Regions from separate parts of the Homo sapiens genome. Here region 1 is linked to region 2. Evidence: chromatin contacts called from ENCODE Hi-C or POLR2A ChIA-PET data. All regions are on one chromosome and are shown on one strand. Each heading gives the region's core, a stretch centred on a gene start or an enhancer-like site at or near the end of the contact. The rest is flanking DNA. Distances are from core to core; before and after follow the strand shown.

What was found. A loop is a pair of places that touch in the nucleus more often than their neighbours do. ChIA-PET counts read pairs that join two places held with the same protein, here RNA polymerase II (POLR2A). Pooled maps may share reads with other maps.
Region 1: a loop to region 2 is called in a map of MCF 10A, with 9 times the contacts of the local background. The contact joins two enhancer-like sites. A Hi-C loop is called at or near these places in 14 of 168 maps with a recorded cell type or tissue (MCF 10A, adrenal gland, chondrocyte and 7 more), 2 of 37 single-sample maps with no recorded cell type and 8 of 50 pooled maps. POLR2A ChIA-PET finds 5 or more read pairs at or near these places in 1 of 52 experiments (SK-N-SH).

What each region holds. Positions count from the first base shown.
Region 1 is chr3:127,453,541-127,460,070 of GRCh38, forward strand. No RefSeq gene overlaps it. Among named protein-coding and RNA genes, the nearest start is that of LINC02016, 66 kb to the left of the region's middle. RefSeq lists a silencer at 2,055-2,484. Within about 2 kb of position 3,216, at least 5 of the 41 ENCODE cell types and tissues checked have a DNase peak (open chromatin) inside an H3K27ac peak, as active enhancers do.
Region 2 is chr3:126,998,371-127,004,832 of GRCh38, forward strand. It overlaps PLXNA1 (plexin A1), which reads left to right. Exons shown (of 32, transcript NM_032242.4): 4 at 4,960-5,100; 5 at 6,241-6,341. Among named protein-coding and RNA genes, the nearest start is that of PLXNA1, 18 kb to the left of the region's middle. RefSeq lists a silencer at 1,036-1,330 and enhancers at 2,282-2,915, 3,654-3,793, 3,816-4,110. Within about 2 kb of position 3,966, at least 22 of the 41 ENCODE cell types and tissues checked have a DNase peak (open chromatin) inside an H3K27ac peak, as active enhancers do.

The sequences.
Region 1 (6,530 bases), core at 1,966-4,465, 450 kb after region 2:
AGGCTCTGAAGACACAGCTGTGAACAGTTTTGACAAGAGCCAAGTCTTCCCAGAGCTTAAGGACAATTAACACTTCAATAAACAAGATGGCTTAAGATGGAGAAGATAAAACAGGGTGATGTGCTGGGCCAGAGTCGGTGAATGAATGAATGGGCAAATAGCAAGAATGCAATTTTCAGTCCAACAACACAATAGGAAAATGTTATTGCCTCTAACAGGTAGGAAGATGAACCAGTGAAGAAGATACTAGTATTAGTCCCATGGTCCCAGTGAGGAATCAAAAGTATGGGGTCATACCTAGGGTCTAATCAGCCCTCTGAGTAGAAGGGCAGGGGATATACCAACTCCTCAGATAAAGAAAAATTATCTCAAAGCAGCCACCTTTTAAAAGTGTCTACTGCCAAGCTTCTGCCAGACACTTTACCCACAGGATCCTCTAGACAACTGTCTGATCATCTTTATAGGTAAGGCCATCAAGGCTCAGAGACTTGCTCAAGATCACCCAGCTGGAAAGTGGCAAGTCTGGCTGGCTCCAAGCACTGTGTGCTTTCTGGAATAGTGGGTGCCCCCAGCCACAGAGCCATACCACCCAACTTCTCAGCCTTCCAAAGAGAGCTGCCCTGAGGACCCAATCAGCCCACAGCCTGCAGCTGCTGTGCCTGCAAAACCTGCCAAGTAGCCAGGCTGAGGCCACACTCTGCTAGCCAAAAGCCCAGTGTGGCAGCAGTACCAGGGCCTGGGCATTCCTGCTCAGCTTGGGGCTCCTCTGTGGACAGTCTATCAGGGAGTCCCACTGGGCCGGAGAGATTTTCTCAGAGCTGTGCTGCAGGCTAACACTCTTCTTACCCAATCTGCCTGCCTTATTCTCTCTTCTTAGAAGGCTCAAACCCACAGTATGGTCTCAGGCAATCCCCACCCACTCCTGCTCCTTCTCCTCTGGATTTCTTGCAGGTGATTCCTGCCATAAATCCCTTGCACTTCTTGCTCCGTCATCTTGGCATCTGCTTTTCAGTGTTCCTAACTGGCACGACACATCATCCAAACCACAAGGAAGACTTCTCAGTTATGGAATCATGCAGTACATGGCATATGAGGGTGGCTCCTCTGTGCTTCTAAGGTTCCAGTGGTGGAGAAACCTCTGACAGCTAAAGCCTGGAGCCCTCTGACCATTTGCACAGCAGCCTGGCTCAGGGGAGCAGGTCCAGGCTGAGAGTCAGACAGGGCTTGGTGTCCCTGCAGCAGCTCCTTCGGCTCTCTGGGCCTCAGTCTTCCTCATCTATAAAATAGGCGTGCTGACACTTTCCCCGTAGTACTGTCTTAAGAACTGGATAAAGCACCTGCTTTGAAGGTCAGATAACCAGGAGTGTGGGATTTTAGATCCATGTCACTAGAGTCTAGATGATCAGAGTTGGAAAATGTCATAGAGCCCTACATTTTCATTATTTGTGTAGGGAACTGGGAACATGGAAGGGAAGATCTTAGGCAAGCAGGGACGGCAGGCCACAGCAGAGGCAGGCCAGGTCCCGTGGCCCAGCCCGGAGCCTCAGAATGCCTTCCATTCCCATTCAGCACCAGCTTTGCCCGCAACCACAGGGAGCCCAGGCCAGGATCCCAACCTCCCCCCTTTCCCCAGGCAACCCAGGGGGCATGGTGGGACCAGAGGGAGAACCCAGTAAGACCTGGCATTAACATGAAGACTATCTGTGGGCAGTCAGAGGCGCCCAGCCTGCAACAGAGGCCAAAGGGCAGGCGAAGGTGGAGGAGGCGGGGTGCTTTTTCTCCGCTGGTCCCATCACTGCTAATGTGGTCTCAGGGCCTCCTCTCTGGAAGAGCAAACTGACCTCCGGAGAAAACAGTTGGAACAGGAAAAACAGAGAGATGCCAGGGACCCAAGGGGCACTCAGAGACAGGGTCAGCCCTTATTGGAGTTAGAGAGGCAGACAGAAGACAGAGAGGCCCAGGGATGGAGAGGGGAAGTGCAAAACAGATGGCCGGGGAGGGATGCGGAGGAGAGGCGGAGGTGTGCGCTGGGGGAGAGGACTACCGACGGCGCTGGCGGTCGGGATGGGCTGGAGCGGGCTGCAGTCGGGGCTGCATCGCCGGGTCCCAGCATAGCGCAGGCTCGGCGCCGCACCCGCAGCCTTTGTCCTGAGCTGCAGAGGGTTCCCGCGGGCCGCCAGCGCCCCCTGCCGCCCCCAGAGCGCCGCGCCGCAGCCGAGCGGCCCCTAGCTGTGCAGAGGGGACCGAGCCCGAGAAGGGACCGAGCCCGAGAGGGGACCGCGAGGGCGGGAGGGAAGCTCCGCGAGCCGGCGCCAGCGCCACGGCCCAAACCCCAGCCTCTACAGGTGCTCACTGCGCGACTGCCTGTCCCAGGCGCTCGGGCTGGGCGCCCTCTCTAGGGCCTGGGAGCAGCGTGAGTCCCGGGGGCGGCCCGGCATGGGCCTCCCACCCCAGGAGACGCCCTTCTGGCCTGGCCCTCCCAGTCGCCTGGGCAGGACTCGGATGCCCGCGGGCTGCAAACCTCTCCCCCGTGAACCCAGCAGGGAGGCCGGGGAGGCACGCTGCTCCCCCTCTCAGCCTTGCCCAGTGTCCAGACCTTTCAAAAGAAGCCAGAAAATTCACGTTTGCTTGGGAATCCCACAATTCAATAGCTTTTCAAAACAGTGCGGGAAGAAAAGTGGGTTTGGCCCACCAGCAGCCGGCGGGCACCCTCCCAGCCTCTTCACGGACTCTCCTTCAGGTTTTGGGCGCCCGGCCCCACTAGAGTCATGTGGGCATTTCCTTCAGATCTTCCTCCACTTAAATACACTTATTGAAAAAGAAAACTCCTTTTCTCTTTCCCTATAGTAATTAGAAACTCAGCGTCCTGTGGTGTAAAAGCCAGGTAGCCTCGGAAGTGAAACAGGGCAATTAGAACAGACACAGGGCCTGTTCCGCCCCACCCTGCTGCATCTGGTGGACAAGCCCCCGGGGCTGCTGATGACCCATGCCCTCTGACCTCAGGGGAGGGGCGGGCCGACGACAGGCCTTTCTAGAAGGGCCCTACAAGCGGCTTCAGGGAGTCTGGGAACCAAAGCAGCCACCCTGTCCATGGCACTGTCCGCCCCTGGCACCACGGCCCCACCGGGAGTGGAAGCCGCCAGGTGAGGCAGGGGTGGTTCCCTTCCCCGGGGAACAATGTGCAGAAGGCATCGGTGCCTGCCAGAGAGGAAGTGGGGAGGTGGGGAGACAGAGCACAGAGAGTGACTCAGACCCGAGGGCGAACCAGAAGCTGCCCGGAGATTCCCACTGTATGGCTTCCTGCAGGATTCAGCTGTGGAGACTGAAGCCGGAGGGCCTGGGGGGAGCCGCAGGAAGCGGGTGGGCGGGGGCCGTCTGCCCCTGGACACTCAGGACAGCCTGGCTCACCACGGGGGAGGAGAAGCCAATGGAGACAGCGGGGACCAAGAGGGAGGGGGTGGATGGGGAGCCTGGGGAGGAGCGGAGGGACCCAGGTCCCCTGCCTTACAGGACGACCAGCACAGGTTCCAGGTCTCCAGCCAGCTACAGGGCTTCTTAACACACAGCACTCCCTGCTTCGAGCCTTCCGGGAGGCCCCCAATCCAGGATCAAGACCCAGCCCCGTCACGGCCTGGCTCACGAGGCCCCACTTCAACTGCCCCTGACCTCTCTGCGCCCCCTGCTCCCGCCAGCCCTGCCGGCCGCTGCCCTGGAGAAGGAGCTGCAGATGGATCCCCAGTGAGTAGGAGGCAGCCGTGTGAGTCAGGCAGCGGAGGGAACGGGCTGCATCGCGGAGAGGAGGTGCGAAGCAGCGCGCCGTTTCCGGGCTCTGGAAGCCGAGCTGCCGAGGCGTAAGCTGGGAGGTGGACATGACGGGGGAGTGGGGAAGGGCAGGCGGCGGGACGGCCACACAGCGGAATATTATGCAACTTATAAAAAATTTAATTACCTGCCTACCAATAGACTTAAAGGGATTTCTATAAGGTATTATTGGGTGAGAAAAGCAATTTGGAGATAAGAATGTAACATACGATCCCATTTTTATAAAACAATGGGCAAAAAAATCTGTGAGTTTGTGTGTATATATGTATATGTATATAGGCCTCTATAGGATTTTATTAACACAAAAGAAAATACAGGATACATGCTAGGTTGTTAACAGGGGTTTTCTTCACGGAAACCTATTGTGGGGGAAGGGGAACCAATAAAAAAAGGATCTGAGAAATAAAGACCGCCCTTAAAAGATGGATGACTGCAGCTAACCGTGTCCCCAACACCCACCCCTACCAAAGCTAGACATGGGGGAGTGGTCTCGACTATCCCCTTCTCCCCATCCCAGCATCTGCTCCTCTCAGGTGGCAGCCAGCCACTAGACACCCCCCAACACACACATGCACGTGCACACACACACACACACACAGACCCAGCCCAGTCTCCACATAGCCAACCATCTGAGGGTTCCAGTTGCCCTGAGAGTGAGATCCACTTCAACACAGACTCCAAGTTCCTTCCCCCAGCCCCACTCACCTCTGCAGGCTCAGTCCTCACTGCTCCCCCAAACCCCACCCTGCCAACTCCCTGCACTGCCAAATAGCCCAGGGTCCAGCCACTGTGCTCTGAACTCTGAGCCTCTGCACCTGTCAGAACAAGCTTGCATTGATATTGGCTATATTCCAGTCTCTGTTCTGAGCACTTGACATTTATTGAAAGCATTTAATCCTCACAACAACCCTATAAACGTGTATAATATTCTGCATTGTATAGTATTTTTGTAGATGGGAAAACGAAAACACAGAAAGGTAAGTCATTTGCCTAAGGTTGCACAGCTGGTTAGTTAATAGGGAAAATGGCCCCAGAGCCTGCACTCTTGACCACTGTGCTAAACCCTCACTTGTGCCTTTAGACATACTGTTCCCTCTGTCTGGAACTCTTTAGTTTCTCTCTTCACTTGGCTAAATCCTAATCCCCACTAGATATCAATTGAGATATCACCTCCTCCGGGAAGCCTTCTCTGACCCCCCGTATCTGGGCTGGATGTTCTGATGTTGCCTCCACAGTGCAGTCATTCCTTGATCACAAAGTTTCTGCCATACTGTGGTGGTTGGACGTCCACACTAGGCTGTGCTCCTTGAAGGCACAGGCTTTATTTCACTCTTTGGAAGAAGGGTCCCAAGTCCCTGGGACAATGACGCCCTGTGTTAGGAGCTCAACCTACATCTACTGAATAAAAGGTGGATATCAGTACATCAGATAGGCTAGGAACCATCTCTCCGAGTACAGAGGATGGGCGAGGAGAGGGAAGTCGGTCGGGCCTCTTTCAGGACCACGGAGAGCTCCTTGGCTGCCAGCCACCGCTAGAGCAGGGGTCTCCAGGTTTGTTTCTTTGTTCTCTGAGACTCTGATTCTGGCCTGGACAAGACTCCCCAGACTTTGAATGTTAGCCGGCTTGACTGAGCGGCAACAGGGCAGGGGGGAGCAGGAGCCTCAGGACTGGCTAATCCGCTGCCTGGGCGGAGCAGCACCCCCAGGGCCCCACAGTCAGTCACACCCCATCTCCTATATACTTTTTAACCAACATAAAGTTTTAAAAAGTAGTAGAGAGCCTGTTGGAACCAGCACCAAATCTATGTGTTTTCTCGAATTATTGAACTAGAAAGAAATGAAAACATCAAAATACTCTCTTTGTACCAGGCTCGAATTGAGCGGCTGCCTCATTCAGTCCATGTCTCGGCCTGACTACAATGATGAAGCGATGGAAGGCAGAGTGGATTGAAAGGGAGCGAGGCTCAGCGGGGAACCTCAGATTGCCATTCGCAGACCACAGGGAGCCCAGAATGGGTCCCTGCTCGGGAGGAGAGAAGGGAAACAAGATTGACAGGTGAAGAGATGGGGGAGGGCAAGAGGGGGCCAGGGCTGGAGCAGGCAGGGACACAAAGAGGTACTCTCCTCCTCCATTCAGTTCTGCCCAGAACACAGGCAGGACCCTGCCTGGTGCCAGACTGGACCCCCAGAGATGGGTCCCTACCCACTGCATCTGGCCAAATGGGGAGAGCCTGCAGAGGGGCAGAGAAGTCAGAGCCATCAGCGCCCCCACAGAAAAAGGTGCAGGCCTCTGAGGAAGCACAGGAGTGCAGCAGGCAGAAAGAACAACGTATGCAGGCAGGAGGTGTGTGCATGATGGCAGGGTTTCGAGGACAGCCCAGTAAGAAACAAAGCCAGAAAAAATGCTGAGGTCCCTGAATGTCACCGACAGCAGTGTGGGAAGACCTTGCCTTGGGGGAGAACCTGATCTTAGATGGACTAAAAGGCCTTTGTCCCTCTTTGTTCAGAAATGCACCTTGGGGACCAAATCCTGTGGCTAGAGTTACACGTCTGTGCAACAGGCTGCCACAAGTCTGAACAGCCATCACCAGATGTTGCTCACACCCATTTAGGGAGTGGGCTGTGGCTAAAAGGGCAAAGAGAAACCAGGTTTCTGGAGTTCACTCCACAGCCAGGCTCTGCAGCCCTGACCCTGTGGAACTGACGGC
Region 2 (6,462 bases), core at 2,716-5,215:
AGCTGGTGGGTTTGAGGGAAGACACTGGGGCAGATGGTCCCTGCTGCCTGTGTCCCCACAGGACCCGTGCTGGTGACAGCCTGGCTGTGGCGGAGACTCTGGCCAAGCCCCAGGTTAGCCCGGAGCCCAGGCAGTGGTATGTGACTGAGGTGGTGCAGTCTATGGTGGTTCACGGTGGCCCCACCAGGTGTGGCCTCACCAGCTGGGTGCTAGGTTCCCCAGGCAGCTGTGCACATCTGCCCCACAGCAGGGCCAAGCACTTCCCCTTTGGAACCATGAACTCCTGAATTCTCACACAGCTCTGTGAGGTGGATGTTGGCAGATGAGACCAGGGGTTGGGGAGGTCCACTCCTTGCTGAGGGGTTGCTGCTGGGGCAGGCTGGAGCCTGTCTAAGGCAGCCCTGGCTGTCCTTCACCTGCCAGGACCCTGACCTCAGTCTCTGCTCTCCCTGTGTGCTGGGGGTTGGGGGTGGAAGAGATGGGATTCCTAGGACACTCTCTCCCCCGACAGGTGTGTCTGGCCTGATTCCAGCCCTCGGGCTTCCTGCAAATCCTGTTTTAATTACCCAATTACTGCCAAGAGGAAATTGCTAATTGCTTTTCCAGTATCAAGTTCCTCCTGGCCTTTCTGAGAGTGGTGGGGACCCAGGAAGGAGGCCTAGAACCTGTCCACAGCTGGAGGAGGGGGCAGTCCTGTGAGGGGTGAGGAGGGTCTGGGAGTGGGTCCGCTGGGGCCTACCTCAGCTGTGCAGTTCTGGCTGGGAAGGGGAGGGGCAGGTGGGCTCTGCACCCTGTGGGGGTCCTGAGAAGAGAGGGCAGCAGAGGCTCCTGCCCCTCGGGCAGCCCTTCCTGGGGCCACCTCAGGCTGGGGACGGGTTTGGCAGCTGCCTCTGCAGAAAGGCTGAGAAGTGTGTGAGGCCTCCACGTGTGGGCACCTCCTTAGCTGCTGCCCCGGTCTTTGCCTGTCCCCACCTTGTCCTGTCCTTCTCCCAGCCCTGGGGCCCGGAGGCAGCTCCACAGGTGCATCCCCGCCTCACAGAAAGAGGGAGGGCCAGGCCCCTGGCTGCCATCATGGGGCAGGCAGAGTTGGGCAACTCCCCTTGCCAGGTCAGGGCCAAGCCGGGCAGCCCCCTGCCTCCCGGCGGCTGGGGCGCGTGCCGGTCCTGGCACATAGCCTGGGTGGCCCAGACATCCTCCCGGCACCCCCGCCTGCCCTCAGCCCGGAGAATGGGCCCTTTGTTGGCTCTGGGCGGGATGGACAGCTGACCTGGCCGGGCCCTCAGCTGCCCGCCGGCAGCAGTTGGCCAGGGCTGTGGCGGTGATGGGAGTGGGTACAGCCAGCAGGGCCAGCCTGGGGCCTGCATTGAGCCCTGCCTGCTGTGTCCTGGGGGCAAAGGGGTGAACCTGCTCCCTGGCCTATCTGTGGGGAGGGTCAGATGAGCCCTGTGGTGGTGGGAGGTGCTCAGTCCAGGAGTGAGGGCCATGCCTGGCGTGGCCTGGGCACTGAGAGGCCTCGGGACTGCACTTCGGTCTCGGCTCCGAGCCCAGGGTCGACTCGCCCGTGTGCATGTAGGACAGGTACCCCAGGGTTAGATGGTCCAGGCAGAAGCAGGTGGGGGCATCCCGTGTTCCGCCAGCCAGGGGTGGGTGGGGGCCTGGTGCAGCCAAGGGGCATATCCAGGGAGGCTGCTGGCTCTGCTGAAGCCCCTTGGGTCAAGGGGAGGGTCCTCTCAAGCAGGGGGCGGCATGCATGGGCAGCGCCAGCTCCTGGTTTGTGCTGGGAGGTGGGAGGGTGGGCTGTTGGGGCCAGTTGTGGAAGGTTCTGGTGGTCTTTGGGGAAAGATTTGCAGAGCAAGGAGGTGACAGCTGGGGGAAGATTCCAGGGCATGCCTGTGGCCCGTTCCCATGCCCGGGACACGTCAAGCCTCTCATTTGCTCTGCCAGCTGCCCAGCTGCTGTGGGAGGGGCTTCTGGGCCCAGCCACCTCGAGGGTGGGCTGCCTCCAGGCGGGTGGCCCGAAAGTGGACAGCTGTGGCCAGGGTGTGGGCGTCGGCACGTGGGCTCCCGGCCGGCGTGTGCCCTTCTGTCCTGCCACCCGCTCTGGCCCCAGGTTCACCTGCCGTCTGTGCCCCTGTGCTCTGGTTCTCCTGGAATACCCTCCTGCTGGGTACTGGCTCCCCCTTCCCACTTTACGAGCAGCCTCTGTACTCCTCCCAGGTGCAGTTGCGGGTCCAGGGCCCAAGGTTCCTCTGGCAGGTGCTGTGTGAGTCTCAGCTTACCTCCTGTCTGTGTGGTTTGATAAAGCTGGCTTGGCTGCACAGGCCCTTCACCCTGAACTCTGGCTAGGACACAGACACATGTCCTGGGGACCATTGTCCTAGCTGGATGCCCTGTAGAACATGTGTGGGTGCACAGGGGCCCTGCTGAGTCTGGACCGTGGCGCCTCAGTGAACAGTGTGGGGCCTGCACCTGCGTCACATCCATCCTCTGGTCTGGTGTGCTGTGCCGTAGTGGCCTCCCCAGTGCCCCGCTCACACTGGCCATGCCATGGCCTCTCCTGGGGCTCTGTCTCCCTGGGCCCAGCCTGTGTGTGTGAAGGGGTGGAGGTGGCAGGTGGGTGGACAGATGGGTACATGGCGGATGGACAGCTGGACGCGTGTGCTCCCGGCTGCAGCTGTCAGAGCCAACTGTCCAGTCGGCATGCTGCTGGGTGGAGCGGGGCGTTCTGGAGCCTGGGGCCCAGCTCCAGAAGAAGCTCCTATGGCTTCTTCCCTTCCTGGGACCCCTCCTTGCACCCCTCACCCACCGTTCCTTTCCTTGGAGCTGGTGTGCCCCCTGGACCTGCCCTTCTGTGACCCGTTTCTTCACCCCTTGGTGTGACATTTGTGCCCCCAACCCTGAGTGGGTGGATGCCTTGCAGGCCGGGCCAGGGTCAGGCTCCGGCATCATGTGGCCCTGGCTGTTGGGGAGGTGGGTCATGTCCTTGTTGAGACACCTCTCAAGTGCTCCCTGCATGCCGGGCCAGGGTCCATCAGCTCAGGCTGAAGGGGCTCTGCTACCAGGGGCAAGAGGGGCCAGGGGCCATATCCCCTGGTGCTGGTAGGGGAGGGGGAGCTGGGGCTGGGCTTCACAGCGGGAAGCCGCTGGGGATATCCACAGGACTGTGAGGATGGAGGAGATGAGAGGAATCGTGGTCCCTAACCGGGGTCTTCCAGGTTGGAGCCGCAGGTCTGCGCACTGGGCATACCTGCCCCAGCCTCCACCCAGTCTGTGTCCTGCCCTCCTCGCCTTCCTTCCCCCACTCCCTGGTGGCTGTCTTAAGCCGCTGGCTTGGATGTGTGGTTGGCTGCGCAGGTGCGGTGATTGCTGTGGGCCTGGCCACCCTGGGTCCCCCTGCTCCCGCCTGGCACACCTGGCCTGGTTCTCATATAATCCTCAGAACAACTCTGTCTGAGGGAGGCAGAGAGAGGTTTGGACCCAGGCACTGTGGCCCAGAGGCTGGTCCTGGCTGGCATCCGCCTGGGTCTGAGTACCTGCCTCTGGCCACTGACCCAGAGCAAAGCAGGGGGTTTGTGGTGCTGGCATCCTAAGCGTCCGTCGGGCAGGCCTTGGGCCAGTGGTCATCTTAAACAAGGACTCCTACTCCTGCTGTGGCTGCAGGGCAGGCAGGCACGGGTGCACTTGGTGCGGGTGTGGGTGCAGTCCAGGCCCCACCGGCAGGGGTGCTGGGCGGCCGTGGCCTGGTTGCTCCTGGGCCGCCCGCTGTCCCTGCATCTCTCCTCCCAGAGGCCGTGGGCCATGGCCCTGCAGCCAGTGCAGCTGGGCCCATCCTGGCCGCCTCTTCCCCTGCCCAGCTTTGGGCTCCACTCTTCCGGGTCTGGTTTGACTTAAGCCTGCTTGGTGGCGAGGCAGCTGAGCGGATGTGGGGGGTGGCCGGCGGCGCTCAGGAATGCGGCCCTCCCCCTCTCCCAGCCGACAGCCTCTTTGGCTCAGAAACACAGCGCCCCACCCTGGCTGGCCGCCCTCAGCCCAGGCCTGATGGATCGGACTCCAACCAGGGCTTTCGCTGGGCCCTGCTGCCCTGGACCTGCCCTGCTCTGTAACCGTGAGGAGTGAGGACACAGAGGAGGGGTACTGAGTCTGGGCCTAGGCCCCTGCCCTGAGGTGGAAGTGGAGAGGTAGAGCGGGAGCAGGAGTGGGTCAGGCTGGGGGAAGCAGGCCACAGCCCGCAGCCTGAGAGCCTACCCTGGACTCAGAGCTGGGCAGACACGCCCCAAGAGTCCCATCTCTGGAAAGCCCCGTGGGTCTCTCTGTTAATTAAATACATTTGTTTGGTAAAAGCAACTAAAAATACTTGCAGCATCGTGAGCTGCGGAGAAGAGCTGGCTAATTAACGCCTGGTTTGTTTGGGATCTGGAATACATTTCCATGCCGATGAGACGCCCACCCTCCTCCACTGCCTTGCCAGGATGCCCCCACCCCTAGGACACCCCATTCTGGAGTCTCCTGGTCCACTGCCCTAGACTTCCTGTGAGCCCTGGCCTCTGCCCCCGACAACCAACATCCCTCCTTCAAAAGCCCAGCCTGGCCCCAGGGATGGCTAGGCACCCGTGGGACTCCTGTAGCCTTCACCCTGGGTGTGGCCATGCTGCTCCGTGGTGGGTGCTGGGCTGTGGTTGTCTCCAGGCCCCAATACCTTCTGGCCTCTGCTGACTGTTAAAGGGGCTGAATCACAGACTGGCCTGTTGGGGTCTGAGTTTGCCCTGCACTGGGGCTGGGGCTGGGGCTGGGGCTGGGGCTGGGGATGTGGAGAGTGAGTATGGCTGGCGCTGGTCCTCTCTGCTCATGCATGTCTGGGCAGCTCAGGGAGGGGCTTTAGACCCCTGACCTTCTGTGGGGGGTGGGGCTGGGTCAGGGAGGTATCAGCACAGCTCCAGTTAGGGCCCCTTGCTGCCGCAGATCCTGGTGGACCTCTCAAACCCCGGTGGCCGGCCTGCCCTGGCCTACGAGAGCGTCGTGGCCCAGGAGGGCAGCCCCATCCTGCGAGACCTCGTCCTCAGCCCCAACCACCAGTACCTCTACGCCATGACCGAGAAGCAGGTGGGTGCTGCACCAGTCAGACGGTGTGGCTGAAGGTGGGGGCCCTCCTACCAGGAACCCCAGTCACAGAGCAGTAGGGGTGGGGCCACATCACAAGTTGGGCGTCCATGGCTCCTGGTAAAAGTAGTTTCAAGCTGGTCTGTGCTCTGCCTCCCTGCAGACTTGTGGGCTCGGCTGGGTCTGCAGGGGAACCGGTCTGGTCACCAGGGGCCCCACAGCCTCATTGCTGCCTCCATGTTCTCCTGGGCTGGGTTTGGCATTCCCACCCCTCCCCTGTTGACTTCCTGACCACAGAAACAGATGTATGAAGGAGAGCAATTTCAGAGGCAGGTGTCACTGGAGGGTTTGGGGTGTGTACTGGGCCACTGAGTCCTCAGGCCTAGGGCTGGGTCTCTGTCCAGTGGGTCTGCCCACAGGGCCTGTGGCTGGCCTGGTCTACCCAACCTGGTGCCTGGCCCAGCTCTGTAAGGCCATGGAGTTGAGTCCCTGGCCTGGCTTGCCTGGAGTCCACCCCTGCCCTATGGCCCAACCTGGTAACCTCGTGGCAGCTGGAGGGTGGGCAGATGGGGCAGGTGGGGCCAGGTTGGGCACACCAGCTGAGGCCAAGCCTCCCTCCCCTTCTGGCTGGCTCGTTTTTCCTCTGCCCCTCCTGGGCGCAGTGGGGTTCTGCCTTCCTGGGGACCTCAGGGACGTGCCTCCGTGGGCACTGGGATGCTGGGCTGAGCCAAGGAGCCAGAGTGAGCTGGGGCCCAGCCTGCCCCTCTGAGCATTGTCTGGGCCTGCATTGGAGCTTAGGATTGGGACCTGCCAAGCCCATTGATCGCTGGGGAAGCTCAGAGCTGGGAGGGAGTCCAGACAGATGGAGAGGAACTCTGGTTGAAGCTGCAGGTGCTTCTTTGATTGTCTCACCCCATATGGACTGTTCTCTCTGGCTGCTGCCCCCTGGGTTTCCAGGGCAGAGGCCTGACCTGTGCGACCTGGCTTGGCCAGGGCAGGGTCACCAGATCTGCCTTTGAATAGACTGAGAACAAGTGCAGGGCCTCCCCGGGCCTAAGGAGAGCAGAGTAGGGAGTCAGAGGTGAGGATGGTCAAGGACCCCTGGGGTGGTACTGGAGGGGCCTGACACCTCCCCCACACCAGGTGACGCGGGTGCCTGTGGAGAGCTGTGTGCAGTACACGTCCTGTGAGCTGTGTCTGGGGTCACGGGACCCCCACTGTGGCTGGTGTGTCCTGCACAGCATGTGAGTCTGGGCAGGTGGGCAGGGGCAGGCGGGGAGGGCCATGGTGGTCTCACAGTGGGGGAGGGGGAGCCTGGTGCAGGGCAAGCCACCCCGAGTTCTCTGCCCAGGTCCCGCCTGGCAG